Linked DNA regions of Homo sapiens: region 2 is linked to region 1. A link is an interaction called in ENCODE POLR2A ChIA-PET data of the cell type or tissue named here. Cell type or tissue: PC-9. All regions are shown on one strand. Each heading gives the region's core, and the rest is flanking DNA. Links, peaks and the distances in the headings are about the cores only.

Region 1 (5,370 bases), core at 250-5,249:
TTTAAAAAAAGGAATATTCTTTCTAATGAGCTTTCTTTCCCTTTGTCTCTCTCTTCTTTCTTTCTTTCTGAAGCACGATCTCAGCTCACTGGAACCTCCATCTCCTGTGTTCAAGCAATTCTCCTGCCTCAGCCTCCTGAGTAGCTAGGATTACAGGTGTGCACCACCACACCTGGCTAATTTTTGTATTTTTAGTAGATATGGGATTTCACCATTTTGCCCAGGCTGGTCTTGAACTCCTGACCTCAGGTGATCCTCCTGCCTCGGCCTCCCAGAGTGCTGGGATTACAGGTATAAGCTACCACACCTGGCTAAATTTTGTATTTTTAATAGAGACAGAGTTTCACCATGTTGCCCAGGCTGGTCTCAAACTCCTGACCTCAGCTGATCCTCCTGCCTCAACCTCTCAGAGTGCTAGGATTACAGGCGTGAGCCATTGTGCCCCGCCTTCATTCTAATTTTGAACATGCATTCCCATGGGAAATAATCTGATCACAAAATATGTTAGAAACAACATAAGAATCATAAAGTTGTTTCTTCCAATACACAGTTTATGTATAATTAGTTCTTCCATGGCCCCCGCTGCCCCTGGCCTTCCCAGATATTTACTTATCACCCACTCAATGCCAGATGCTGCCGCAGAGATCCAAGTTGAGTAAGTCTCTGCTCTCAGGGAGAGAGAGACAGTCATGTCCGGGGGTGGTACAGTGGCTGCGAGTGCTGTGGGCAGAGTTGGAGGAACCAAAGGGCGGGGACCAAATCTGTGCAGAGGGGACAGCAAATATTTGAGAGTGAAGGGGCCACTTGAGCAGGATGTGGAAGACGAGTAGGTGGCCCTCAGGGAGGCAGGGGTGGGGAGGGGAGTAGGCATTCTAGACTTTGGTGGGCTAAAGGCCCAGATGTGGAGAGAGGCATGGCTCAGCCTAGGGCTCAGGGGTTCAGGAGCGCAGGGAGATCCTTGCAGAAGGCCTGGTGGGCTCGGTCATGGAGTGGGCTTTGTCCCTTCCAGACCTCAGTCCACACTGCCTTTCTTTTTTTTCCTATTTTTTTTTTTTTTTTTTTTTTTTTTGAGATGGAGTCTCACTCTGTCACCCAGGCTGGAGTGCAGTGGCACGATCTCGGCTCACTGCAACCTCCACCTCCTGGATTCAAGTGATTGTCCTGCCTCAGCCTCCTGAGTAGCTGGGATTGCAGGTGCCCGCCACCACTCCTGGCTAATTTTTGTATTTTTATTTTATTTTATTTTTTGTTTGTTTATTTGTTTTGAGATGGAGTTTCGCTCTTGTTGCCCAGGCTGGAGCGCAATGGTGCGGTCTCAGCTCACTGCAACCTCTGCCTCCCAGGTTCAAACGATTCTTCTGCTTTAGCCTCCCGAGTAGCTGGGATTACAGGTGCACATCACCATGCCCAGCTAAGTTTTGTATTTTTAGTAGAGACCGGGTTTCACCATGTTGGCCAGGCTGGTCTTGAACTCTTGACCTCAGGTGATCCACCCACCTTGGCCTCCCAAAGTGCTGGGATTACAGACATGAGCCACTGCGCCCGACCCACACCGCCTTCCTTCCTTCACTTGTTCATTCAGTAAATACCACTGATGTGGGCCCTGCGCTAAACCCGAACGAGGGGTGGGGAGATGCGGAGACGGGAGTTCAAGGGCCTGTGGTCTCTCTGCAGGCTGCAGTTACACGGGTCAGGTGGACAGCAGCACGTCTGCACAGGTGTGTCCCGTGTGAGGCTGCATTTGGCTGGAAGTTGTCACCGAGTCCCTGGCTTGGGGATGATTTTGCAGACCCAGGGATGGCGCTGTCATACCAGCTCTTTGCAGAACTACCTGCCTGGAGAAGGCATAGGGGTAAGGCTTTCCCTGATCCTTCAAGCCGTCTGGACAGTGGAGACCAGCCCCAGAGGATTGTAGAACATGACGAGGCCTTTGACTCTGCCTGCCTAGCCTCCCAGTCACTGGGCTTCTGGACAAGAGGCAGCACTGCTCTGAGCTTCCTACCAGTGATGATGAGGGTGATGATGAAAGCTATGTCAGCGGGATGGTCTCTAAAGCCTCTCCCAGCTCTAATCCTGCCAGGAGGAGGAGGAAGAAGAAGAGGAGCAGGAGGTGGAGGAGAAGGAGAAGGAAGAGAAAGAGGAGAGAAGGAAGAGGAGAAGGAGGAGGAGGAAAAGGAAGACTAGAAGAAGGAAGAGGAGGGGGAGCAGGAGGACAAAGAGAAGGAGGAGGAAGAGGAAGAGTAGGAGGAAGAAGAGAAAGAGGAGGAGGAAAAGGAGGAGGAAGAGGAAGAGTAGGAGGAAGAAGAGGAAAAGGAGGAGGCAGAAGAGGGAGAGGAGGAGGTGGAGGAGGAAGAGGAGGAAGAAGATGTTGGAGGCTGAGGAGGAGGAAGAGTAGGAGGTAGAGGAAGAGGAGGAGAAGGAAGAGAAGGAGGAGGAAGAGGAGGAAGAGGAGGAGGGAGAAGAGGAGGAGGAGGAGGAAGACCCTGGAGAGGGATGGACCCTGCAGCAATTTCCCAACTGGGCCCCAACCCAGGACACCACCTCTTGTCTCCAGCGGAAAGCTGCAGGATCTGGTGGTGTCGAAGCCACGTTTCCTCTCTGCCTGCTGGGGGTTACGTGAACTGCCAAAAATTCCTACCTTGAAAGGTAGGAAGAAATGTCAGACTTGGAAAGAAATGATCCAACATAAAAGGCAGACTTCATTACCAGCCGGGTTTATTTCATTCTCCCCTGGATTCGGAGTGGCTTCAAATTCTCCCGGGCCTGACCTTTGCAGGGGAACTGAGGAATTTCTCAGAGATGCCAAGACAGCAGTGTGTGGCGGGGGTGCCACCGGCTGCCGGACAATTAGTCCCAGAGCCTGGTCCTTTGGAAAAGGTGTTCTGCTGGTGGAGACTCGCTGGGCTGTGATGTGATCGTGTCGGATGCCAAATTCCACAGTCAGTCCCTTTCAGCAGTCACATTCCTTAGATTCTTATCAGGGATTTTCCCCCCCAAGTGAACACTGGGAACCAGCCTCCCCGCTGATTGCAGGAGGATGGGAGGAAATTAAAAGCAGGAATCCTGGCGGTTGTCCTGGTTCGTCACCAGCTTGCCGTGCCAGCTTGAGCCCTTCCCTTCCCCTTTCCCCTTCTCTGGGCCTCGGTTTTCTCACCTGTAAAAAGGGGGTTGGGGCGGGATGATCTTTCCAAGGCCTCTGGCTGTGAAAATTCTATTTTCTCTTTCTTTTCTTCTTTCTTTCTCTTTTTCTTTCTTTCTTTCTTTCCTTCATTCTTTTTTCTTCCTTCCTTCTTTCCTTTCTTCTCTTTCTCTTTCTTTCTCCCCTCCCCTCCCTCCCTTCCTTCCTTCCTTCCCTCCCTCCCTCCTTCCCTCCCTCCTTTCACTGCTTCCTTTCATTTCTTTCTCTCTTTCTCTCCTTCTTTCCCTTCCTTCCTCCCTCCCTCCCTCCCTCCCTTGCCCCCTTTCCTTTCCTGTCCTGTCCTTTCCCTCCTCTCCCCTCTCCTCCCCTCCCCTTTCCTTTTCTTTCTTTCCTCTATCTTTCCTCTTCCTTTCTTTGACAGGGTCTTGCTCTTTTGCCCAAGCTAGAGTGTGGTGGTGCAATCTCAGCTCACTGCAGCCTTGACCTCCGGGGCTCAAGAGATGCTCCCACCTCAGCTTCTCGAGTAGCTGGGATTAGTCACGTGCCACTATGCCCAGCTAATTTTTAAATTTTTAGTAGAGATGGGGTCTCGCTGTATTGCCCAGGCTGGTCTCAAATTCCTGGCTTTAAGCAATCCTCCCTCCTCAGCCTCCCAAAGTGCTGGGATTACAGTCATGAGCCACTGCGTGTGGCCGGCAAAGTCTTAATAATTCTCCATTCAAGTCCATAGAGAGATGGTTTCAGGGGACAATAGACCTAAACAAAATTCTGTCTTCACAGAGTGGGAGATGCTTGTGGGACAGTTGCTGCAGTGGGAGATTAGGAGTGGGGGCCTTCTTGTGTGTCCCCTCCTTCATGGGGGAGCATTCCTCCCCCTGAAATGGTGCAGCTCTACTAAGTCTCTACTAAAAATACAAAAATTAGTGGGGTGTGGTGGTATGTGCCTGTAATCCCAGTTAATTGGGAGGCTGAGGCAGGAGAATCACTTGAGCCTGGGAGGCAGAAGTTGCAGTGAGCTGAGATTATGCTACTGCACTCCAGCCTGGGAGACAGAGTGAGACTCTGCTTCAACAACAACAACAAAACAAAACAAAACAAAAAAACTTTTTGTAGAGACCAGGTCTTGCTATATTGCCCAGGTTGGTCTTGAACTCCTGGCCTCAAGTGATGCTCCTGCCTCGACCTCTCAAAGTGCTGGAATTGCAGCATGAACCACCGTGCCCAGCCTAAACCATCTTTTCAATGGCAGTCCTCTTCTCTTCTGTTGGCCCACATTTTAAAACAGCTTTTATGAGAGTGCCATTTATTCAGAAAAAAAGACTCCAGGATTATCCTGGTTAAATTTCAGATTAAAGCCTGATCCAGGCCGGGCACGGTGGCTCACGCCTGTAATCCCAGCACTTTGGGAAGCCTAGGCGGGCAGGTCACTTGAGGTCAGGAGTTCGAGACCAGCCTGGCCAACATGGTGAAACCCTGTCTCTACTAAAAATATAAAATTTGCCGGTGTGCTGGTGGGCACCTGTAGTCCCAGCTACTTGGGAGGCTGAGGCAGGAGAATCGCTTGAACCAGGGAGGTGGATGTTGCAGTGAGCCAAGATCATGCCATAGCACTCCAGCCTGGGCAACAGAGCTATGCAAGAAGAGAAGCTGTGTCCTTATTTCTGGACACAGTTGTGTGAGGTTGTGAAGCCTGGAGCGGTGGCAGCCATCTTAGAGCCATGAGGCAAGACAGCCTGGGGAAGGCAGAGCAGGAGGCAGGGTCTTTGACTGTGTGATGCTGCCTAATTAGCCAACTCTGCAGCCACTCACTTCTCAATATGTGAAATCTTAAGTGACCTGGTTGTTCAAGCCCAATTTATCAGTAGGGTTTTTACAACGCATCTGAAAGCATCCTCGCCAAAACAACCTGCTGTCAAAACATACTATCAAGGCGTGAGAATGTGAGACCGGGAGACACTTGGTGTCCTGGTTGCACCATTTACCCTCCCCCCCCAAATGGCTTTGGGCAAATCTCAATGCCACAACCTCAGTTTTCCATCTACAAAGTAGCAGTTCACCTTCCCAGGGGAGCCAGAAGTCCCAAAGACAATAGCACCGATATGAATGTAAATTTGTGGACTGCAAACTTCTAAGCATAGCAGATGTTACCATTAAACTATAAATAGGCCAGGCACAGTGGCTCATACCTGGAATCCCATCTCTTTAGGAGGCTGAAGTAGGAGGATTGCTTG
Region 2 (5,370 bases), core at 167-5,166, 69 kb after region 1:
AACCCCGTCTCTACTAAAAATACAAAAATTAGCCGGGCATGGTGGTGCACGCCTGTAATCCCAGCTACTCAGGAGGTTGAGGCAAGAGAATCGCTTGAACCCGGGAGGTGGAGGTGCAGCCAGCCAAGATCACACCACTGCACTCCAGCCTGGGCAACAGAGCAAGACTCAGTCTCAAAAAAAAAAAAATAAAAGAAATTATTTTGCAGCTGCTTTTTATTAAAAGGAAACCCTTACCAAGGACTCTCTTACCCCCACTATCTGCCTAAAGAATTTCTTTCTAGCTCTTTTATCACTTTGTAAGTGACCTGCCCATCCGTTTCTCTTCTGGAAATAGGGTCATAGGAGTAGCCCTGCTGGGGAAGGGGCACCTTGGAGGTCTCTGCTCCCCGAGGCAGGGCTCCGTGCCGCCAAGCAAGGCCTCCGTAACGACCCACTGAGCCCTGGTTATCGTAAACTTCCTGCAGAAGGGGGCTTACCTTCCCATGATGCCATGTCTAGACACAAGGTCAGGTATAAGTTATGGAGATGATGTAGCATGTTCGGTGGTTAAACCGTAAAACTTTAATGAGAGATTTCTGTGTCTTGAACATGTGCTGGGGAAACTGTGGGAGGAGGGAGGGGGAGACGCATTCACTTCCTTTCCACTTCTTCTCTGGCCATCTGTAGGGGTGCAGGCACCGCCCTGGAGGCCAAGCCCTTGGCGCTCAGCTGAGATTTGGTGTCAGTGAGTGGCCTCCACCAGACCTGGCAGTTCCCAGGCCTGGCTCCCATTAAGCAGCTAGATGGAGCTCTGCCCTGCTGCACCGGGTGGACCTTGGCCAAGTCACAGCCTCGCAGGGCCTCGGTTTTCTCATCTGTGAAATGGGGTTGGGAGAGAGACTCTCCCAGCACAAATGTTTCCATCTCCTGATCTTCTATGATCTGGCAGAGCGCATCAGCAGACACGCATGTTGAGCAGAAGGAATGCCTCTCTGAGTTTCAGACCTGCCTCGTGGGGCCCTGGGGACACTGTAGGGCAGAGGAATAGCTTTATGGACTGTAAAGTGCTGTGCAGACACACAGCCCTCCTGGAAATTCTGGGGGTCTCTCTCTGAAAAGGGGTGAAAGCTATGCTGGTAGCTATTTAGGAGATATCTTTGTGGAAAAGGAAATGGAGACTGCTGTGGTTTTTTTTCTGACTCCAAATACATTGCTCCAATTCTCTGACACCACCACCATTCCATTCAGACACTACTGGGAGTTAGAGCAGACCCCAGAGTTTAAGGGCTCAAGACCATAAGACTGCTCCCACGTCAGATGCCGGCCATAAACGGGGTGCCCAGTTTACCTGCACTTATGCAAATTCAAGGGTTTACACGATTTCTCTCTTTTTTTTTTTTTTTGAGACAGAGTTTTGCTCTTTTCGCCCTGGTGTGCAGTGGCACGATCTTAGCTCACTGCAATCTCCGCTTCCTGGATTCAAGCAATTCTCCTGCATCAGCCTCCTGAGTAGCTGGGATTACAGGCGTGTGCCACCATACTCAGCTAATTTTTGTATTTTTAGTAGAGATGGGGTTTCACCATATTGGCCAGGTTGGTCTCGAACTCCTGGCCTCAAGTGATCCGCCCACCTCAGCCTCCCAAAGTGATGGGATTACAGGCGTGAACCACCGCGCCCAGCTGGTGTCCACGATTTCTGCCTCATGTTTGGTAATTCGCTAGAACCACTCACAGAACTCAGGAAAGCACTTTGCTGATGGTTACCATCTTATTGTAAAGGAAACACTTGAGTAGCAGCCAACTGGGAGAGATGCACGTGAAGTGGCGTCGCTGTCTGGGGTAAATACTCAAGATTCGTTGTCTCACGACCATGGGCAACTAGGACACAGACACACAAAGAATGATGGTCAGTGCAGAAGTTGAATCAGCGAAAGCAAGAGAAGAGCTCTCTCTGCTGCAGAGAGAGGGGTCCCGGAGAAATGGATTGCCTTTTTTTTTGTTTTTTTTTTTTTTTCGAGACAGAGTCTGGCTCTGTCATCCAGGATGGAGTGCAGTGGTTCGATCTCACTGCAACCTCTGCCTCCCAGGTTCAAGCGATTCTACTGCCTCAGCCTCCTGAATAGTTGGGATTACAGGCGCGCACCGCCATGTCCAGCTAATTTTTTGTGTAGGGAGGGGGTTTCACCATGTTGGCCAGGCTGGTCTTGAACTCCTGACCTCAGGTGATCCGTCCACCTCGGCCTCCCAAAGTGCTGGGATTACAGGCATGAGCCACCACGCCCAGCCCCGGGTAGCCCTTTTCTATTGGCATAGCTGCCGGCATTCACCCCTGCAAGCTTCTGTCTTTCTTCTCTATGTCTGCTGCTTGATTTTTCAGGCTGCTCTTTGTTAGAAAAGAAATGATTTGGGGGCTGCTTTTTGTTAAAAGGGAAACCTTGCCAAGGACTGTATCGCCGTTGCTCTCTGCCTAAATAATCTCTTTCTATCTCCTGTATCACATAGGCCAGTATGGAGGGTGGGGACGGGATGTAGAGCTTCTCTATCTTTTCTGAGTATCCGCTGTCCCAGAACATTCAGGTGCTTACCAACCTGGAAGCTCCATAATCTCCACTGTTAGGGTTTTTATATGGGGTCTCGTTACATAGGCTCGATTGATTACATCATTGGCCATTGTTGATTAACACAATCTCATCTTTCTTCTCTTCCTGGGGGTCAAGGTTGGAGCTGAAAGTTCCCACCCTCTAGTCACGTGGCTGGCTTCTCTGGCCCCCACCCTCTCACCCTGAAGCTGTCTAGGGGCCCAGCAGGGATCACCTCACTTAGCATAAACTCAGATTTGGGGGAAAGAGGCTTGTTATGAATAACAAAACACACTCCTATCACTCAGGAAATTCCAAGGGTCTTAGGGGCTCCACGCTAGCAATTTCAACAAAGACCAAATACATATATTTTATTATACCACAGACACAGAGGCCTTTGGAGCTGAGGCTGGATGCTACTCTGTGTACTGAAGACACTCACTCGGGCCTTAAGGTCAAGGTACAGGAGGCCCTGATTTCCAGCAATGACATTTCACAGTGCCAGCCCCCACGTGCCATAATATCTGTTCCCATGCAATTAAGCATAAGGGCTTTATACTTGCCTTGTGCACATGGCTGAGCAATGGCAGAGATTTGAATAGGGTGGCTGATGTGGAGCCACATCACGATACACCCTGTGTGAGTGTGTTACCGGAAAGGAGTGTCATCTAGACTCCCAATAGTGGGTTCTTGGATCTTACACAGGAAAGAATTCAGGGTGAGTTGCCGAGTATAGTGAAGCTAAGATAATGTATTAGAGACTACTCAATTACAGAATAGGCTATCCTCAGAAAGCAGAAGGAATACACTCACGTCAAATACAATGCTTGCTTAAATAGAATAACAGAGCTAAGAATAATGTTTTGTTGTTGTTGTTGTTGTTTGTTTTTTTTTTTTTTTTTTTTTTTTTTGAGACAGAGTCTCACTCTGTTGCCCAGGCTGGAGTTCAGTGGCACAGTCTCAGCTCACTGCAACCTCCACCTACCGAGTTCAAGCGATTCTCCTGCCTCAGCCTTCAGAGTAGCTGGGACGATAGGCACGCACCATCGTGCCTGGCTCATTTTTGTATTTTTAGTAGAGATGGGGTTTCACCATGTTGGCTGGGCTGGTCTCCAACTCCTGACCTCAAGTGATCTGCCCACCTTGGCCTCCCAAAGTGCTGAGATTACAGGCATGAGCCGCTGCGCCCGGCCAGAATAAGGTCTTACATGCTTTATTCCAAAGGTTTGTGATCAGGTTGTGACAGGCAATTAGTATTGCTATTCTCTTGTGTAACTGTTGATTTCAGCAAGAATTAATAGGTATGCTATTATCTTTAAAGCAAAACTTTTTTTTTGAGACAGGATCTTACTTTGTCACCCAGGCTGGAGTGCAGTGGTATAAACATGGCTCACTGCAGCCTCAACCGCCCAGGGTCAAGCTATCCTCCTGCCTCAGACCGCCAAGTAGCTAAGACTATAGGCATGCGCCATCACGCCTGGCCAGTTTCCAAATTTGTTTATAGAGATGATGGTTTCACCACGTTGCCAGGCTGGTCTGGAACTCCTGAGCTCAAGCAATCTGCCGACCTTGGCCTCCCAAAGTGCTGGGATTACAGGTGTGAGCCGCTGTGCTCAGCCTTGAAACTTATTTTTAAACTAAGGATGTTTTTTCTTCTTAAGATATCAGGGCATCAGGACATCTCTTTAAGTTCGAGGTCTTATTTAGTTAGTTAACTCATCCCTTCCACCATAAACACCCTGTAACCAAGAGTGCCTAACTTCCTGGGAATGTAACCTACCAGGTTTGGCTTTATTTGGCCATTATTCAAGATGGAGTCACTCTGGTTGAGACTCCTCCAACAGGTGGATCCATTCCGCCATGGAGGGGTTGTGCTAAGCATGTATGGACTGAGGCCATCCTGGTAGGTGAGGACCATGTAGCTCAGGTCATGCACATTGCGCCTCGGGAAAATGCCTCCCAGGAGAGCATGGAGCAGCTGGGATGAGGACAGCCCTTCCCTCAGCCAACTGTTCCACCATCAAATCGCATTTACGAAGTGCCCACATGCTCTTAGGAGCCCATAAACACCGCAATCTGTGGCTCTAACCCTCACTCCTTCCAGTCGAAGTGTTGTGGGGCCCCAGGGGACCTCCGGATCTGCAGAGGGGGTGCACTTGTCTCTGGGTCTCCTGTTCCCACAAGAACCACCTAAAGCATTGCCTGCGTTTCCCCGACATGGCGTTGGAATGTTCCAGAATCCCTGAGCCTTGCTGTGCCTTTGTAGTTATTTATTGCCTGGGCCTCTCATTCAGTGCTTCTCTTACAGGCTTGGAGTTTTCTTCTTTTTTTCTCAATTGCCTATATGTTTATCTTCCCAACTGGTTTATGAGCTGACTATGGGTTGCATCTTTTTTTTTTTCTTTTTTTTTGACACGGAGTCTCACTCTGTCGCCCAGGCTGGAGTGCAGTGGCACAATCTCTGCTCACTGCAAGCTCCACCTCCTGGGTTCACGCCATTCTTCCGCCTCAGCCTCCCGAGTAGCTGGGACTACAGGCGCCCGCCACCACGCCTGGCTAATTTTTTGTATTTTTAGTAGAGACAGGGTTTCACCATTCACCGCATGGTCTTGATCTCCTGACCTTGTGATCCGCCCACCTCAGCCTCCCAAAATGCTGGGATTACAGGCGTGAGCCACTGCGCCCGGCCTGGGTTGCATGTTTTGCTGCCGCTTTTTGGTCTGCTAGGACCCCACCCAGAGGAGAACAAACACTGGGGCTTGGCACCACCTGCAGTCAAACCTGGTCCCACCACCTCTAGTTGTGAAGT

The links. ChIA-PET counts read pairs that join two places held together with the same protein. Peaks named below come from ENCODE experiments on the same cell type or tissue, not always from the same donor. Only the 100,000 strongest peaks of a DNase experiment are listed, where the experiment ranks them.
Region 2: POLR2A ChIA-PET joins it to region 1 with 42 read pairs; 4 of 35 experiments call an interaction of 5 or more read pairs at or near these places.

Annotation. Positions count from the first base shown.
Region 1 is chr7:101,399,311-101,404,680 of GRCh38, forward strand. All of the region lies in intron 1 of COL26A1 (collagen type XXVI alpha 1 chain), which reads left to right. Among named protein-coding and RNA genes, the nearest start is that of COL26A1, 39 kb to the left of the region's middle. RefSeq lists an enhancer at 1,694-2,221. In PC-9, for the core only: no CTCF peak of the experiment used is centred there; a DNase peak (open chromatin) is centred at 2,991; H3K4me3 peaks cover 326 bases.
Region 2 is chr7:101,468,126-101,473,495 of GRCh38, forward strand. The region is part of intron 3 of COL26A1 (collagen type XXVI alpha 1 chain); the gene reads left to right. Among named protein-coding and RNA genes, the nearest start is that of LINC01007, 98 kb to the right of the region's middle. In PC-9, for the core only: no CTCF peak of the experiment used is centred there; no DNase peak of the experiment used is centred there; H3K27me3 peaks cover 2,082 bases.